3 separate regions of the Homo sapiens genome follow, and all the other regions are linked to region 1. Evidence: chromatin contacts called from ENCODE Hi-C or POLR2A ChIA-PET data. All regions are on one chromosome and are shown on one strand. The core of a region is the stretch at or near the end of the contact, and the rest is flanking DNA. Distances in the headings are between cores, read along the strand shown. Region 1 overlaps ADGRV1 (adhesion G protein-coupled receptor V1). Region 2 overlaps ADGRV1 (adhesion G protein-coupled receptor V1). Region 3 has its middle 18 kb from the start of LUCAT1.

Region 1 (2,816 bases), core at 102-2,601:
CACCTGTAACTATAACCACAGACAGTTGTCTATATAGAAACTTGTAGCAACTTGGTTCTAAACTTTTAATTGTTTTGTATTTTCCCCTTCCTAAGTTGATAATGTCCTTGATTAGGCACCATCATGTAAGCTATGATCTAACTGAAGAGTTTGTCTGCTCAGGTGCAAACCTAAAAAATGACTGGAGTCACATTTCAATTGTATGCTACAATTCTGAAGGTGTGTATATGTCTGTGTGTTTGCCACACATGATCCTTGCAAGATGGTAGCCAAAAGAAGGACTATTTAGAGATAATTTAATAAATTTAAGAAATTCTTTTAGTCTAGGACAGATCGTTTCACTTTGGAAAACAAGGAAAATGTGTTCATTTGTTCCATTTGTTAATATCAGGGTGCAACATTTTTCCATTTAACAAAAGTACTAAAAATCTCAGCTTTCATTTTTGCTGCAGTTATATAATTTCTAGTTATCCAAGCATGCTTATAAAACTAATTTAAGCTGGGCACTGCTGGACTTAGGGGATGTCAGTCATGTTTTAGTGAACCAAACACTCTCATTTCACTAAGCATCACACTTAAGAGGGGACTGCTTGAACATCACTATTTCACTCCTCAATTGATCTAATTTCTAGACCCAGCCACAATCCAAATATGTGCATTGATCTTACATGACTGCCATTTGCAAAGTTGATAAACATCAATCCTACTGAAAAAGAAATATGTTTGTGTAGTTACTTCGATGTTCAAAATGAAGGAGAATAAATATTTTGTCTTCCCTAATTGTATAATGAGCAAGTTAGAATCCCAGTCATATTTCAAATGTTAAGGATTTAGGTTCCTATCATTTTATTTTACAACTCTATATGATGTTATTATGTACACAAATTCACCTGTGTGTGGATGCTTGACTCTTTAATATTGAAATTCTATGCCTTGTGTTCATTAAGATAAATGTATGTTGTCACTAACCAAATTGTAAGGCTTACCTGCAGACTGTTGAAAATGACAAAGAGAACCAACATCCAGAAGTGTCTGTAGGCCATGTGTAGTCCTCCCCAAAGCCATGTCACGGAAATCAGAGCAAAGAGATATAAAATCAGTGGAATTTCTAGAAATAAAAAAAAAAGAATTTTTGAGCTTCAGAATACTGCACAGTCACATGTATACACAGTTATTTTTGGCTTCTTTCTGTGGTATTCTAGTGCCCATTTTGAGAGAACAACCTTGGAAATCCCATTCTTATGCCAGAGGGGAGAAGGCACATTGCTGAGTCCACATTCTGTTTTGCAAATGGGGCTGCTGGTAGGCCCAGGGATGGCTGGGGGAGGATGAGAACTGTTCCTCTCCTAGACTACCACCTGCTGGACTGTTCAGTAAGTACCACAAAGCAACAATGGATTTGTAGAAATCTCCTTAAAAGACTGTTCCACCAGAAAATGGCAGGCAGTAGTGTGCTCCCGAAATTAGCATATTCCAACCAGGCACTTAAGAACAGAAATTATATAACATCGTGCGTGTGTGCGTGTGTGTGTGTGTGCATGCGCACGTGTGTGTGTGTTGGAAAAACCTGTACTCACATCTTTTTTCTGACTGAGAAGACACCAAAATTTATTGGTAAGTTTAAGAGCAAAGATGAAGTGACTGATTCATAATGATCAACTAAACTTATTCTACACATGTTCTAATGCAGTTTGTTTCAGACGTTTTCAGAATAGATTTTCTCAGGGCCAAGGGACTTTATTACCCTTTCCACTTGTCTATTTTGAGTTTTCTTTGCTATCTGAGTTTTAGAATAATAACCATATAGAGGCGATCTTAATATTTAAGTGACAAGTTATATAAGATTTAGAAAGTGAATCGGATCTTTGCAGCCACAAATAAACACATTTTCAAGCTGTTGAAAGACATCAGGGTAGACCACACCACTGACAACTTTCATGACAGACCTCAAAGCCCTTCTTTACCCACTATCATCAATTAACACCTAAAATCCTCGTCCACTATGGAAATTTAAACAGTTGCTTACAACTTTAGCAATTTTCAAATTTAATTTTACTTGGAAACAATCTCAAACATACAGAAGACGTGCAAGTAGAGTACAATGAGAAAGTTTTTTTTTCCCTGAATTAATTGAAAATTGTGAATCTGATCCCCCATTACCCTCTGAATAATGTGTATTTTCTACAAAGACATTTTCCTACATAAACATGATGCCATCAAATTAGGAAATTAACACTGATATAGTACTATCATTCTCAGATTCCATTTTATTATACCAGTAATTTCCTTTTTAGCAGAGAGATCCAGAGATCCAGTCGTGTATAGTTGACACGTCTTCGTAGATTCTTAATCCCAAATGGGTCTTCTGTGTGTCCTTGACTTTTGTAACCCTGACACTTTTGATGATTACCAGCCAGTTTTTCTTGCAGTGTCCTTAAATTTGAGTTTATTTGATTTTTCTCGTGATTAGATTTAGATTATAAGCCGTTAGAAATCACAGAAGGGATGCTGAGTTCATCTTACAGCATTCTATAAGGTGACGCAAGAACTCAATTTTTCCCGTTACTGAAGATGTTCATTTTGGTCACTTGATTAAGATGATGGCTGCACAAATTCTTCACTGTAAAGTTAGCATTTTCCCCTGTGTAATTAAGAAGTTTTATATGTGGCATTTCTTTGAAACTATGTAAATATCTTTTTCCTTATCAAATGTTTGATTTATCCACTTATTTATCTTCTAATGTAGACTAATATATTCCTGCTTATTTAGCATATTATCCATTATTCTTTCTTTTCCCCTTCCTTCCTTCCTTCCA
Region 2 (2,745 bases), core at 68-2,567, 170 kb after region 1:
ATTTGCTTTGCCCTTTTATCTGGAATGTATCCCCCAGCTACATGCATAGCTTTCTTCCTCATTTCCCTCAGATCTCTGCTCAAATAGTATCTTCTCAGATACATTTTCCTTGGCATCCCTATATAAAATAGTTCTGCTTCTAACACTCTTAATCCTTTTACAACATTACCCTTTGTCATTGCAATTAATCCTACTCTGGTGTGCACCCCTGCCTTGCCACCACTACCACCAAACATAAACACCATGAGTAAATTTTGTTTGTATGTTCATTGCCGTAAACAAAATATAGAACAAGGCCCGACACAGAGCAGACACTCAATAAGTGAATGAATTGATGGGACCAGGTCTCAAGCTCTGAGATTAAAAAATTTGAGAAATCATGCTTTTTAAGTAAACCAACCACTTTCAATTTGAAGTTCATTAAAAGTCTTCAGAGAGTGATTATTCCGGGATCACTAATAACTCTAATTTTATACGTATAATTATATACGTGGGGCCTGCATATCAATATGTGACCAGCACAATGTGTGATGAGAGTGACTTTCACATGCCACTGAGCAAGTGTCCTTTTTATACAGTCTTGTTGCTGTGTGTTTTTACATGTATACATATATGTATGTGTGTATACTATGTGTATGTATACACACACACACACACAACTCACGACAAGCCTATATTCTCTGATTTTTTTTAATCTGAAAGCTTTTTCTGACACAAATCACTGTTTGTCTTTTGCAGCGATGCATTCTATGGTGACTTAATGTTTTCAATTGTTCACAACTGAGCTATACTTAGAGATCTATATGTTTTTACATTTGAAAATAAATATCAGGGAGAATATTACTATTTTAAAGGTAATAGTAGAACTTTTAGTGAACACTTGATATCAAACACATTGTGTTTTTCTAGTAAGTTAAGCATCTCTCCACAAACTAGTACCTTGAAAAACAAGTACCAACCAAAACATTTGGAAGTTGTTTTTGTTGGTTTGTTTTAAACAACAACAAAAAAGGCCATTTCCACTAGCAAACAGAAGCAAGGTACAAAACTTAGCTTAGTAACAAAAACACAAAAGATGAGTAAATACCCACAGGTTTTTATTGGGGAAAGTCAGCGGGACACCCTGGGAAACAGAGCTTGGAAAGAGTGCCTCCTAGTGGGCAAACTAACTCAATGTAGACGTGATGAGATGGAAAAGTACCTTTTACACGAAAATGAAATGGGATATTTGGGAAATCATACCACTAATGAAAAAACATTCACAGCCCTGAGAACTCATTTCCTGGCAAGTTACCACTTCCTTGAATTCTCTCACCTGCTAAAATGATTACATACAGATTTACCCACGAAGAAAATAAACTAAGCTGCCCTGCAATGCTTGAGAAATCCCTTCTAGCAAGTGGAAAATTTATAACAATTTATGTGGAGAAGGAAAATAAAACAAAGTGAGTAAAGTAAAAATCTAAAGCTAGAGTCCCTCATGCTTATCTTTGCTGTTTCAACTTTGTGCCTCTGCTCTTATGGACCATTCATTTTATGTCCACTAAATATTCAATTAAGTTTTCAGATTTTAGGGGCTTAAATTTATTTAAGCAGCAAGGAACATCAATTTTTCTCTAAGCCAATATACGGTAAAGGATTTTCAAGTATATGCCTGTCCAGAAAGAGTGATTTCATTTCTTTTCATCAATTAGGAAACATGCGTAATTATAGACTAACAAGTAGGAATTAACCATTATTAAAATATTTCTTTTAAGAAATTGTGTTGTCAATTTTAATAAAATGTTTGTTGAATTATGCTGTTTTCCATACTTCAACATAATCACATATAAAATTTGGCACATAAGCAAAATGATTTTTTTCTTACAATTTGTGATTTTTAAAAATATGCTGACTTCCAGGTAGAATTATATTACTTCAAGAAAAGCAAACATTTTACCTAGTGAAATTTGTCAATTTGGGCATCACTAGGAGAACTGAACTAAGAAAAGGAATTTGATTTATAGAAACTATTTGAATGTATCTAGCTCCATAAGTGAGCTAGCTTCATTAAGTGAGCTGGATACATTCTTGGATAAGTGACTAACTTTTTGGAAAACTCATCCCTTCCACATCACCCCTTTGCCCTAAATCTTCACTGTATAAACTTGTTTGATATCTGGCCCTTGATGACTTAGCTCTTGTTTACCAGTCCAGCCTCATCCCCCATGACTTCTCAAATTTGCATTACCCACCAGTCATCTTAAACTGCTGTTTCATTCTCTTTCTCCATCCATACACGACATTCTGTCGGATCTGCCTGCTTTTACCAGTGCTGCTTGCTTTGCCAGGACACACTTCCAGCAAGTACCTCCTTCTCCCTCCTCTCTCTCTTCACCTATAAAAAAATCTACAAATCTTTCAGCTTTGGTGTCATCTATTCCGAGTCACCTTGGGATGAACAAAGTGGCCCCTTCTCTGAGGTCTCATGGCACAAGTTCAGAAGTTTTCTTATCACTGATGCAACATACTAAAATATTCTGGTTAGGTTTCTCCTTCAAAGTTAGGCAGTAGTAATCCCAGATGGCCCAGAGGGGACCCTCTGCAAGTGTTTAATGAATTGGATATTCTATATTATGCAGGCTCTCATATTGTGAGAGATATTTCATTAAAACCTAGGTAAAATTATTGTTACCGAACATGAAACCACAATATTTCCTCATGTAAGTTATTTACAGTAGTGCAAGACCAAGTTGATTAGGGCAG
Region 3 (2,787 bases), core at 175-2,674, 190 kb before region 1:
CTCCATCTTGAATAGGAGCTGCGTAAAATGAGGCTAAACCTACTGGGCTGCATTCCCAGATGGTTAGGCATTCTAAGTCACAGCATGAGATAGGAGTTTGGCTCAAGATACAGGTCATAAAGACCTTGCTGATAAAACAGCTTGCAGTAAAGAAGCCAGCTAAATCCCACCAACATCAAGGTGGTGATGAGAGTGACCTCTGCTCATCCTCACTGCTACACTCCCACCAGAGCCATGACAGTTTACGAATACCATGGCAACATCAGGAAGTTACCCTATGTGGTGTAAAAAGGGGAGGCATGAATAATCCACCCCTTGTTTAGCATATCATCAAGAAATAACCATAAAAATGGGCAACCAGCAGCCATCAGGGCTGCTCTATGGAGTAGCCATTCTTTTATTCCTTTACTTTTTTTTTTTTTGAGATGCAGTCGCACTCTGTCACCCAGGCTGGAGTGCAGTGGCACAATCTTAGCTCACCGCAACCTCCGCCTCCTAGGTTCAGGCAATTCTCCTGCCTCAGCCTCCCGAGTAGCTGGGATTACAGGCATGCACCACCACGCCCACCTAATTTTTTTTATTTTTAGTAGAGATGGGGTTTCGCTGTGTTGGCCAGGCCGGTCTCGAACTCCTGACATCAGGTAATCCACCCGCCTCAGAGTCCCAAATTGCTGGGATTACAGGCATGAGTCACCCCACCCAGCCTTTTACTTTCTTAATAAGCTGACTTTCACTTTATAGATTTGCCTCAAATTCTTTTTGTGTGAGATCCAAGAACCCTCTCTTGGGGTCTGAATCATACCCCTTTCGGGTTACAGCCTATCACAGCATTTTTAATCCTATGCACTTAACACTTCTGTATAGAAAAAGAACATCACACTAGAATTTTGATGACAATAGATGACAATATGATGAATCTTATTATATGAAGTGTTAAACTTATTAGAGCAGATATGGTACTAAAAATAAAATCCCACCTCCTCTAAAGTTCTTCTAGTCTCCAAGGCCATCATTTTTCATAAATACTGCAATATTTCTTCTACATCTTGCTAGTCTAAAAGTATTAATACTCTTTGCAAAGTGCACAGCTCATTACTAGGTAGTAACTTAAGCAAAGGAAAAAAGCTGGCTGGATCAATGATTTGTCACCAAGGTCTGAATCACAGGAGTTTGGTCTCTGGTGTATCCTCTTGGTCCAGAAAGTAGGAGGTGGTGGTCCAGTGAGCCAGGAATTGCCTGGCAGCATCAACATCCTGGCTGTTACTTGGGATAGGTTGCATTTTTTGGCTTTTGCTCTTGAACCAAAAGTTCAAGTGTGAAAACCAGGACTGACGCTTCTCCTCTGCTGAAGCCAGGTTACCCCCAGTTCAGCCAGAAGTTAGCTTGAGGGTGGAGTGGCCCAGCATTCCAGGAGTGGCACATGTCAGCAGGAGCTGTGCCAGGGCTGTGTCCCAACCGCAGAGCTGGGCTTGCCACACATCCTTCACTTCATTAGTATAGTGGATTTCTGGGTGACTGGGCAGAGACACTATTGAGACAGAATTGAGATGTGATTTACATGCTGGGTCTATTATCTCAGCTTTGGGAGGCACATATTAGATGAAAGTCAGGCTGTGGCCTGCAGAAATTAGCCCCCGTCTCCACTGTACCTGGAAATGAACGCTTTTGTTTCATATTTCTTAAGAGTAAAGAGCTCATGTTTCTCTCTTTGCTTCTTTTTTCTTTTCTTTTCTTTTTGTTTTTGAAATGGAGTCTTGCTCTGTCGCCCAGGCTGGAATGCAATGGTGCAATCTCGGCTCAGTGCAATCTCCACCTCCCGAGTTCAAGTGATTCTCCTGCCTCAGCCTCCGGAGTAGCTGGGATTACAGGCACGCGCCACCAGGCCCCGCTAATTTTTGTATTTTTAGTAGAGACAGGTTTTCACCATGTTGGCCAGGCTGGTCTCCACCTCCTGACCTCAAGTGATCCACCCACCTCGGCCTCCGCAAGTGCTGGGATTACAGGCATGAGCCACTGTGCCCAGCCTCTCCCTTTGCTTCTTTTGCATAACCAAATACTTTCAGAGCAGTGGTTCCCACACTGCATCAGAAAGAGGCAAACACATCCCAATCTCCCCTTCTGACATAACCTATCCCCTTATAATGCAGGCATTTGATATTCTCTTTAATACAAATAAGTTTTTAGAAAACTACAATGATAGATGTAAATGGAAAAGAAAAGCATTTTTTTTCTCTCTACTCTCACACTCAACACAGAACACTTAAGCGAGGTGCAGTGGCTCACGCCTGTAATCCCAGTACTTTGGGAGGCCGAGACAGGCGGATCACCTGAGGTCAGGAGTTTGAGACCAGCCTCGCCAACATGGTGAAAACCTGTCTCTACTAAAAATATGAAAATTAGCCAGGTATGTTGGTGAGTGCCTGGAATCTCAGCTACTTGGGAGGCTGAGGTGGGAAAATTGCTTGAACCCAGGAGGCGGAGGTTGCAGGGAGCTGAGATTACACCACTGCACTCCAGCCTGGGCAACAGAGCTAGACTCCATCTCAAAATAAATAATAAAAAAAAAAGAATACTTATTTGACTAGACATGTAGGATTTTTGCCACACACCAAGTAATTTTCCAGCACATACCAACTGGGTGTCTTCTAATTCAATTAGGACACTGTCTACTTGGAGATAGTGTCAGATCTCACAGATTTGGGTCTCCATTTCATGAGACTGGTGCCTATTTCAAATGTCAATCACAAGTCCTAGGTTGTGACCTGTGCTTCTGGCCAACCTGCTATA

What was found. Hi-C counts contacts between places; a loop is a spot of excess contacts on that map. ChIA-PET counts read pairs that join two places held with the same protein, here RNA polymerase II (POLR2A). Pooled maps may share reads with other maps.
Region 2: a map of MCF 10A shows a loop between it and region 1 (14-fold over the local background). The contact joins two enhancer-like sites. A Hi-C loop is called at or near these places in 71 of 168 maps with a recorded cell type or tissue (A673, Caco-2, Calu3 and 41 more), 27 of 37 single-sample maps with no recorded cell type and 46 of 50 pooled maps. POLR2A ChIA-PET finds 5 or more read pairs at or near these places in 2 of 52 experiments (MCF 10A and activated CD8-positive, alpha-beta memory T cell).
Region 3: a loop to region 1 is called in a map of PC-9, with 5 times the contacts of the local background. The contact joins two enhancer-like sites. A Hi-C loop is called at or near these places in 40 of 168 maps with a recorded cell type or tissue (A673, CD14-positive monocyte, Caco-2 and 22 more), 2 of 37 single-sample maps with no recorded cell type and 32 of 50 pooled maps. POLR2A ChIA-PET finds 5 or more read pairs at or near these places in 2 of 52 experiments (MCF 10A and activated CD4-positive, alpha-beta T cell).

Annotation. Positions count from the first base shown.
Region 1 is chr5:91,100,511-91,103,326 of GRCh38, reverse strand. It overlaps ADGRV1 (adhesion G protein-coupled receptor V1), which reads right to left. Exons shown (of 90, transcript NM_032119.4): 87 at 987-1,108. Among named protein-coding and RNA genes, the nearest start is that of LUCAT1, 210 kb to the left of the region's middle. Within about 2 kb of position 1,351, at least 3 of the 41 ENCODE cell types and tissues checked have a DNase peak (open chromatin) inside an H3K27ac peak, as active enhancers do.
Region 2 is chr5:90,930,708-90,933,452 of GRCh38, reverse strand. All of the region lies in intron 83 of ADGRV1 (adhesion G protein-coupled receptor V1), which reads right to left. Among named protein-coding and RNA genes, the nearest start is that of ADGRV1, 370 kb to the right of the region's middle. Within about 2 kb of position 1,317, at least 5 of the 41 ENCODE cell types and tissues checked have a DNase peak (open chromatin) inside an H3K27ac peak, as active enhancers do.
Region 3 is chr5:91,295,453-91,298,239 of GRCh38, reverse strand. No RefSeq gene overlaps it. Among named protein-coding and RNA genes, the nearest start is that of LUCAT1, 18 kb to the left of the region's middle. Within about 2 kb of position 1,424, at least 12 of the 41 ENCODE cell types and tissues checked have a DNase peak (open chromatin) inside an H3K27ac peak, as active enhancers do.